Regions from separate parts of the Homo sapiens genome. Here region 2 is linked to region 1. A link is a loop called in an ENCODE intact Hi-C map of the cell type or tissue named here. Cell type or tissue: prostate gland. All regions are shown on one strand.

Evidence for each region. Hi-C counts contacts between places; a loop is a spot of excess contacts. Peaks named below come from ENCODE experiments on the same cell type or tissue, not always from the same donor. Only the 100,000 strongest peaks of a DNase experiment are listed, where the experiment ranks them.
Region 2: a loop joins it to region 1, with 2.5 times the contacts of the local background. A loop is called at or near these places in 12 of 110 quality-filtered maps.

What each region holds. Positions count from the first base shown.
Region 1 is chr9:21,092,462-21,097,461 of GRCh38, reverse strand. No RefSeq gene overlaps it. Among named protein-coding and RNA genes, the nearest start is that of IFNB1, 17 kb to the right of the region's middle. RefSeq lists enhancers at 678-972, 870-1,139. In prostate gland, no CTCF peak of the experiment used is centred here; no DNase peak of the experiment used is centred here.
Region 2 is chr9:20,978,274-20,983,273 of GRCh38, reverse strand. FOCAD (focadhesin) reads right to left here. Exons shown (of 44, transcript NM_001375567.1): 37 at 4,820-4,935; 38 at 1,588-1,848; 39 at 828-917. Among named protein-coding and RNA genes, the nearest start is that of HACD4, 51 kb to the left of the region's middle. In prostate gland, no CTCF peak of the experiment used is centred here; DNase peaks (open chromatin) are centred at 1,653 and 2,063; H3K27ac peaks cover 1,114 bases.

The DNA of each region.
Region 1 (5,000 bases):
AGCCATAGGCTCAGAACAGGGCGTAAAATGGAGAGACATCCACAAGTAACTAGCATTTTAGAACTGATGGAAGGATGCAAATGACATTGAAAATTTTGGAAAAGGGGAGAAAGGACAGAGATGTGCAAGTCATTTGAAAGCAAGAGCTAAAGCAAAGAGTTGGCAGAATTGCACATTTTCTAAAAATAAGAAATAAGTGAAAAATGAGAGCTAGGAATAAGACCAAGTTTTCTTCCCTCCAGGGGTCCAGAGTGAGAGATGGGAAAGGCCAACCAGGCCTTGAATGTTCCTACTAGAACTCAAGGAGCAAAATGCTATTTTGGGATGTCATAACGGGGAAAGGAAACAGACCTCTCGTTGCCCAGTTCCCTTATCTGTAAAATTAAGATAACCACAGTCCTACCTCATAAAACTGTGGTGAGGATTAATTGTTTAATTTATATAACATGCTCAGAATGATGCCTGGCACTTAAATAAGGCTGCTTACATGTGAGCTCTCCTATTTGAAACTGATTAGAGGATTATTCCCTAATGTTCTAGGTCTGCAGGAAGGTGAGGTAATTTCAAAAGAACTAGCCAGGAACTTTTTAATGCCAGCTCAACTACTCACAAGGGAGAGGCAGAAAGAGCCATTCACTTGGTGACTGAGCCAATCATTTCGCAGCAAATATCCCAGGATGTAGACAGAAGCACTGCTACCTGGCACACACACCAGCTGTCTACAATGGCACACTTTACCTCTTGGTTCTCTCTACCTTTCGAGGAGCTAAATGTTTTCACTAAAATAACAGAGGCATCTTCCAGGCAGCCAGAAGAATCTTCTGCTTTGTGAAGATAAGCAGCACTTGCCTCAGGCAAGCACCAGGGCAAAGGGGAATACCCGCTCCATTCTTCAATTCCAATTCGACAATTCACATTTAGTTTCCTTTTCACTTGTTGCATCACCCTCATTGTTATTTTTGCACCACCTGGTTCATCGTACAGCCCCTGATGATGAAATAAAAATGTAATTGGTTGTAAGTTTTAATGATGTACAGGGTTTTGGTTTCACTTTGTAGAAGCACCAGAAACTGCTTCCAAGATAGGAAGCACCCACAGAAAAACCAAAAATAGACATGTCCACGTGTTTGTGAAGGGAATGGAGCTGGTGCTTATTCAGCAGCTGCTGTAAGTGTGTTGTCTGTGTATTCTCTTCTTAACCCTAGGCCTGGCTGCATTTACCCCTGAGTATGGTTGTGAGGATTAAATAACATACAGCTCAGAGAAATGCCTGGTATCCAAAGGGAAAAGTAAACCCAGGCTGGAGGGTGACTGAAGACTGTATTGGATAGGGCCAATGTGGAGCTTCTAGCAGAGGGAGTCCAGGTAGCACCTGGTAAGAAATGTTGGGTGGGCAGCTGTAGGGGCCAGGGGAAAATTAGCCCTTTGACCTCTGAAGCTTCACTGAAAAATCATCTGACAAAAGGCAGATTAATAGGCAAAAAGCCATACAAATTAATTGTATAGTAGTTTCATGTGACATGGGAGCCTTCAGAATGAAAGCCCAAAGATACCATTTTTATGCTTAGGTTAATGAAGAATTGGACAGCTATGTAGAAAAATGACTGGACAAAAAGGGCATGATCTAATGCTAATAGACTGAGTGAGGAAGCCTAGCAAGGCCTGTCTGTCTAGATTCTTCTGGGTTTGTTTGTGCAACATTCCTTACTCTGGGAATGGGGCAGGGCCCTCTCTGAATGGAGTTATATTCTACCATCAGATAAGGCAGGTCACATAATTTCCTTATGGTCAGCTTTTACACAGAAAGGCAAGGAGGAGGTTGAAGTAATATGTTTAGGTTTTATGGCTGGCTTTGGGGAAGGGAATTCTGGTTTCTATGGCCTGCCTTGGGAAGAGGGATTCTAGAGAGATTCTAGAGAATAAGGGGCCACAGAGAGAAGGGCAGGAGAAAGTCAGAGAAAGTTTTGCTTCTGAGGCTGCTTCTGTGGCCGTCATTTTGGGGGATTGTTTCCTGAGCCTCAGCACAGCCCTTGTGCGTCCCTGGGCCATCAATCCATTGATGAGACCATTCCAACTGTGGCTGGCGGTGAAGACTGTAGGACCCTCTGGTTGTGTTTGCATAAGGCAGAAGTTGTCATTAGTGTGGGAAAAAAAAGTAGTGCCTTTTCTCACCTATTGCTAGGTTCATGGTTAATACCCCTATAATAAAAGAAGATTAACAAGAGAAAACCATAACTAATTTTTTAAACTAATTTTCATGGGAGACAAGAGGCTTTAGAAATGAAGATCCAAAGACCCAGAGAAACTGTCTATTTTTATGCTTAGGTTTAATGAAAAATGGACAGTCATGTAAAAGCATATTGGACACAAAGGGGATATGAAGTATTGTTAATAAACTGAGGGGGGACTTAGGAAGGCCTGCTGTTCAGATTATTCTTGGTGTCCCTGTGTCTTTATTCCTTTCCTCCAGAAGCAGGGAAGGACACCTGTCACATGGGGGTCTTACGACATACTTTCAGGGGAGATAGGACAGATAATTATCTTATGACCAGCTTTCACAAAGAAAGGTGAGACAAAGTCAGTGAATGACCTTCTTGATTCTGCAGTTTTCTCAATGTCCAAGGTGCCGTTATTTTAATATCATGTCAGGAATCCCGACATTAACAAGACAGGCAGAGCCCCCGTGAAGTGGCCTAGTCTCTCCTGGATTCTTAGGTGACAGAACGGAAACTAACGAATGGATCTAGTCAAAGGCCTTTGACTATGACAAGACATCCAGGATGTGGGAAAGGGAAAAGGAACAGAGAAATGTCTGAAACCAGTGGCACATAGATCTCAGCGGCATGCTCTGCCTCTTCACACGAGGTCGGAGGTCTGAAGGTGGATTCCCTACCCAACTAGCTGTTGGCTTGCGGTTATAAAGCCCAGCATGGAAAGAAGCAGCTTCAGGAACTGAATGAGGGTGAGAGGGAAACAGCAGGTTGAAGAGAGAAAAACAATTCTTCTTTTTCCTTCCCCTGAACTTAGGCTTTTCCTTTGTAATTCCCAAGTTTCACAGGAACTTTCTTGGTCACTGAGCAAAATTTTCCAATGTAATTAAGACTTTGGTGAGATTACCCTTCATTTTATTATTGTGGAGGGTACTGTTTTTGAACGAAGCTCTTCTGCCTTTTGCGTCCTCATTACCTCCCTTCCCCATGCTTTTCCAATGGACTTTTCTCCAAATGCAATCTGAAGCTACACCACAGTCACTACCCATGGTCAGGAAAATTCCACATTTGTTTTCCTGTGATTTAGAGAAGACAACCAATAAAACTAGAGATTAATACTATTATATGCCAAATTAACCACCTAAATAGGCTCTTGTAAATCTTATCAACATCAGCAGTTCTCAACTGTTTCGGTTTCAGAAGCCATCGACACTTAAAAATTGTGGACACATCCAAAAAGATTGTGCTCATGTGTTTCTATTTATTGATATTTGTCATATTAGTATTATAATTCAGGAAGTTTTAAATGTTCACTTAAAATAACAGAAAGACACATATACCTGAAATGTAATGAAAATTGGTCCCATTAAAAATTAGAACAGGTAATGAAAAAATAACTTTCTCTTCAAAATATAACAATAATAAAGCATAAAATACATTGGAATAAACTCAGAAACAATGCACAATACATATATCAAGCCAACAGCATAACTTTTTTGAAAGACATTTTTAGAATAGCCCAATAATATTCTAATATTCACTATTTCTATTTATGGAATGCTCAATATATATTATTAAATATCCTATAAAAATATAAATATTATTTACCAAGTACTTAATATTCATTAATACATTAATTAATAATAAATATTCATTAAATAAATGACTGTGTATTTATCAGGTGAAAGAAATAACTGCCTTGTCCTGGCCTTTATAGCATCCTGTTGCAGTCTGATTTCCCACCTTAATGATGCTTACCACCCACCATGTGCTTAAATGTCCCCTGCTCACTTACAAAAATAAAAAATGAGAGAAGTTGATTAATCTTCATTGGTGATCAAGGTTAAAAAAAAATCACTCTCAATTTAGAAATAACTATGTAGTAATATAATAGTTTTCATTGGTTTTTTGATCCTCTTAATTGAATTAAAAATTCAATTATAGCCACTTCTACATGTAAGGAGCTTGGAAATGGCCACTCTGGCCTAACAAGCTGAACAGACGTAAAATCCAAAAACTCTGTTTGGATCCATGAGAAGTGAGGACACAGAGACAATTACTACCTCCAAGATTGGAGAAACGGGCAGGCAAATCTGGAGAGTTATAGCTTAAACCAGAACAGAGATTCACCAGTGGAAACCACTAAGGGAACCAGGAAAACCTGGACTATAATTGATGAATTGGTGAAGGCTCAGTGTGGACAACTGAGAATTAAAAACTCAAGAGGACTTAGTTATAGGAGGGTCCTCATACTTTTTGCATTTTATGTCTAGGTGATTTAGCTGGTTCTCACAGGAAATATCAGAGAAAAATTCTCTAGTGCTTCCAGCAATAAAGGTGAGAATATTTGGATGCACTCCATTCCTCTTAACAAGGTCTGCAGTCAGAAAAAGCTAGTTGACTAGAATCTAATCTCCTGGAGTTTTATTAGAGCCTATTTTCAACTGACTTGAAGGAAGAAAAATACCCAACTCCAGCCAGTTCTAGCCATCCTGCTCCACCTAAAGGGGGAGGGAGGACACAGAAACACTTTCGAAGTTCACAGTCCAGAGGCACAGGCTCACTAAAAACAGAGACCTACTGGTAGGACTAGAGAACACCTCCCCTTCCTAATACCTTACTGTCACATTTTTAAAGGCCTATTTGCAGTAGTAAAATAACAAAGCATACTAAAATACAAAAAGACAGAATTTGAAGAGACAGAGCAAGCATCAGAACCAGACATGGCAGTGATGTTGGTATTATCAGACTGGGAATTTTAAACTATGATTAAGTGCTCTGACAGATAAA
Region 2 (5,000 bases), 110 kb after region 1:
TGGTTTTCAAACCTTAGGATACACCAGAATCACCTGGAGAGACAATTAAAACATAGACTCCTGGGCTCCGTCTGCAGAGTTTCTGATTCAGTAGGCCTAGATGGGGGCTCAAGAACTCACATTTCTAATCATTTCCAAGGCGATGCTGATGCTACTTATGCAAAGACCACATTCTGAGAACCACTGCCATATGATGCAGAAATTCAAGGATCTGATTGAATAGGCAAACCTGCCATAAAGTAAAATAAATGACACGAAGTCCACCAGCTATAAGGGAGCTCACAGTTCTCTAGACCATTGGTATTAGTTGGTATGCAAAACTGCCATTCAAATACAAGTGTGTCATTTGGCATGTACTTGTACTAAGAAATGATTCATTATTGATCTGCAACTCAAATTTAACAAAATATCTTGCATTTTGTTTGCTAAATCTGGCAACTTTACTGATATGCTACTTTTTGCTCATTCATCGTTTGACTTGGGCATGGGTGTGGGAAATAAATTATCCTGTGTCAGGGCTAATAGTGCTTGCTTTTCAATCAACCACCTTCTTCATTCCTAAGGATAGGATCAGGTGAAGGACAAAGTGGGAGAAATCGGGTTAAAAAGTTATTCATCCATCTATCCATCCATACAACATTTGTTAAGCACCAACCACATTAGTAGGCTGAACAAGAGGCTCAACAATGTAAATGAAATATAGTTTCCTGAAATTAACCAATAACAAAAATGAAGCAAAACTTGCTTCAGCCAAACACTGAAATCAATTATTCAATCGTAATTTCTGGCTCAATAATGAAAAAAGGTATAGAAAGATATGTTATTACCTTAGTAACCTGGGCGATCCGATTGGCATCATCATCTGTCATTTCTAAGAGGCATTTTGCTATGCTGATATACAGCTCTAGATCCTTTCTCTGATAAAGAAAAATCCCAAACATGTCAACAAACAGTGTAAAATAACAGGTCAAAATGTTCTGACAAATTATTAGATTTTCTTATCCCCATGAACAGCAGCTGATGAGATTTTAATTTTAACCAAACCAAAACATTTGGCCAATTTTTATCATTTTGAAGACATCTTTCCTGTTACTTTGTGTTTTTTTGTTTTGTTTTGTTTTGGCTATACATTTTTCTCCTTATCAAAATTCCTTCATCCCAAATAAATTTCTAACCTCTTTGTAAAATTACAATTCAGAGGTCTTTTGGGGGAGGGAAGGGCGATGCTAAATTGTTTTATATAAACAGTATATGGGAACTCATGCCCACGGATTCTCCAGGTGTAAAGCGTAAGGACTTCTGAGCCTTCTCGTCTTCTACAAGAGGCATTTGGTAAAAACGCCTAATAGCAAATTTCCTGGTGCAGCACTGGTTAAACTGCTTCTAAGCTTGCTCAAAACTTTGGTTCTAAATATTCAACCTCAATTTAGATCTTGGAAACAAATACACTCCTAGTAAAGAATGTGGTTATTTCTTGCTAGCCTTCCCACCCACATTCTTAAAACATACACCTCCCCACTTTGCCAAGAAGCCTTTAAAATATCCCAAACATAAATTGTCAGGAATGTAAATATTTTTGTTCCTCACCCGAATCTTATTTGGCAGGAGGTCAAAAATTTTCCCAGTAGCTTCAGAGAGCAGACTCCAGAGGTGGTGGGCAGGGCTGGGCAGTTTCATGGCCTGGCTCAGACCGTGTAAAGCACTTGGGCATAGCTCAGGACTTCCAAGTGGGGAAGCTGCTTTAAAAACTGCCACCATTAAATTTTCAACAAAACCCAGGATCTGTTCATCAGAGATGTGTTTTATCCACAGAGGTGCAGATATCAGGAGATATCTCTTGGTATTCAGCTGGAAGTAAAACAGAAGGGGTTGAATGTAAATAGGCAAGTCTGGGTTTGCAATGTTCAAAACCTGTACATCATCACTGTGTTTGAGGGTAGACTGAGAGATAAAAGGTTCAGGTTACTTCCTTCCCCCTTCATTTTCCCACAGCTTCACGGTCCAATGGGCCACCAATGCATGTAATTTTGGCTTCTGCAGTTACTTCTGATCCAGGGTGAATCATGTGTTTATATGGGATCTGCCAACCCATCTGTGAACTACTCAGCTTAAACCTTGGATGTTTTCAAGGTTTCAGTGACGGGAATAAAATGCTACTTCTGAAAGTACATGACAGTTACTTTTCAGTTTTAAAAGGTCACATTCTCTGGCAAGAAAAGCTCTGGAAGATGAAAGGCTCAACTGCTGAAAATCAACTAAACAGAGCATCTGATACTATTAATTTCTTCTTCTGAGAAAAAATAAGGAAGTAATAAGGAGAAGTGACATGCTGGGACCATTTATGACCAAAGTAAAACCACCAGCTGAGCACGTAGAACTGACCAGGCACCTTAGAGTTCATGAGAGCCAAGAAAGGGCATGTTAGTAACAGCTCTGTTATATGACAGACTTCAACCAAGTGGGCTTCAAAAATTCTTAGGAACATAAACATGCTACTAAAGGGGCAGCAAGTCTAAAATAAGTGATCTAAAAATAAAATCTGGCAAAATAAGTGATCTAAAAAGTAAAATCTGGCAAAAACTTTTTTGTGTGCTATTTTTGTTTTTTCAAGATAGCACACAAAAATAGGGGAGGGACAGAGGAACAATGTTTTCTGCAAATTTCTAAAAAGATCAGTGTAGTTGCATGAGTTTTCTCAAGACCTCATTTTAAAGAATATGCCATCTCAGATCATTCTATATTTAAGAAAATGAACTCACAAACTTAATTTATTAACCAAGATAACAATAAAGATAAATAATCAAAGACAAATGCACAGAGTAGCACAGATCTAAAAGATAAATGAAAGGATAAGTAAAATTTAGGAAAATTTCGAAGGCCAACCCAACAGGCTGGAAATAGGTCTGATTCAAAAGTAAGAAGGAGTGAATAGAACAGGGCTTTGAACTCAGATAGATAGAGCTCTCTCTTTTATTAGCTAGGCAAACTTTGCTTGACCTCCATTTGCCTCAGTTTATAATTCTGTTAAAATGGAAATAATAAAATGTATCTCTCAGACATGAAACAAGACAGACATAAAAAAATTCATATTGTATAATTCCATTCTAAAGAATTTCAAAAATTTATATGAAATTTATATATAATTTATATAAAATTATATAAATAAAGGTTATTTTAGAAAGGCAATACTACAAATAGAAAGCAGATTGGTGGTGGCTTGGGTCTGAAGCTGGGAGTGGGGAATGACTACAAGCAAGCACAATGGAACTTGTCAGGTGATGGAAATATTCTTGGTGATGATTGAAAAACCTGTAAAGGTACTCAAATTCATCACATTTTACACTTTAAAACAGCCATATTTTAGGCTATATAGATTATAACTCAACAAAGCTACTTTTAAAACTGTCCCGTCAGGCTGTAGAGAAATTAAGTCTGATTTCTGTAAGTACTCACTGAGTGCTTGCAGGTACCAGGTGCACAGCAAGGGCTCAGTAAGTGGCAGGCAGCTGGGAGCCACTTGGAGCAGACAGGTGGAATGAAGTTAATACCTGACAGAAAGATGCAGACCTTGATAACATCCACTTTCAATTAAAGACAGTGAGGAGGAGTAGGAAAGGTTTAAAAAAACAAAAACAGGCCCAGCGTGGTGGCTCACACCTGTAATCCCAGCACTTTGGGAGACTGAGGTGGGCAGATCACTTGAGGTCAGGAGTTCGAAACCAGCCTTGCCAACTTGGTGAAACCCCATCTCTACTAAAAATACAAAAATTAGATGGGCACGGTGGTGCACACCTATAGTCCCAGCTACTTGAGAGGCTGAGGCATGAAAATCACTTGAACCCAGGAGGCGGAGGTTGCAGTGAGTCGAGATTCTGCCACTGCACTCCAGCCTGGGCTATGGAGCGAGAAACTGTCTCAAAAACAACAACAAAAAAACAGAAACAAGGCTGAATAGGGACAAAGGCCAAGAGACTGAGGAAATGATAAGAGGGCTTTGCACTATTCTCAAACAATTAAAGCCTCCTAGGACAGAAGAATAGTCCAGATTATGGAGACAATTAAAAGATGACAGCATTTAACTTACATCAACTGGTAAACCTCTAAAGAATCATGGAATATGTTTTTCTGTTCTAGTTTGAAACCTAATCAAAATTATACATCTTTACTAACTTTACATCTTTAAACTCTCTTGCCCTATTCTTCCTATCTGCCCTTGGCCTATACGTGAAAGGTGCTAGCCCCCTCTATCAAAAACACCAGACTCGGTCATTGCTTTCTCAACGCTTTGCTCAAGCTAAACAGCCTAGTAGAGATCTTTCATGCTCTCCACTTACACTCTCCCACCTACATCCCCTGGTCCCCTTGATGTGATACCTAACCAAATCATGGCCCACCTTAATTGCTGCCTCCTCTGGGAAAGGGGAAGGATAATACATGGATAAGTCCGGTACATATGGATTTCCTTTCTCTTAATATGTACTGAAATAATTACATATACTATATAATCAAATAAACATAAGTTCAAATAATTCCACCACTTTCTAGCTATATGATCTTGAGAAAGGAACTTTAATATCTCTGATCATCATTTTCCACTTTTGGTAATAAATGGTAGCTAAAGCATGAACGGTAATGGCTATGGCAGGGTTCTGAACTATATAATTTTCCAATATGCAGGCCAGCTACTATCAAACCCTCGATTTTTGTGAAGATCTCATCTGTCTCCTCTTGACTTTGAGAACACACACCCAAATGAATGTTAATATCCTCCTAAAGAACAATATCCTCCTGTTGGCCAACACCCTTAGTTACTACATACACTCAGACTGTGGATCAGTGGTGGTGTCACCCACAAGCCCAATAGTGCAGCTGCATTCTGGGATGACTGTGCCTGGGTCACCATAATTTCAAGGCACAGTTGCTGGATCTCTTCACCTGAAAGTCAAGAAAGGAAAAGAATTGAATATATAGTTACTTTCCTGACTCATTTTCAGGCTTTA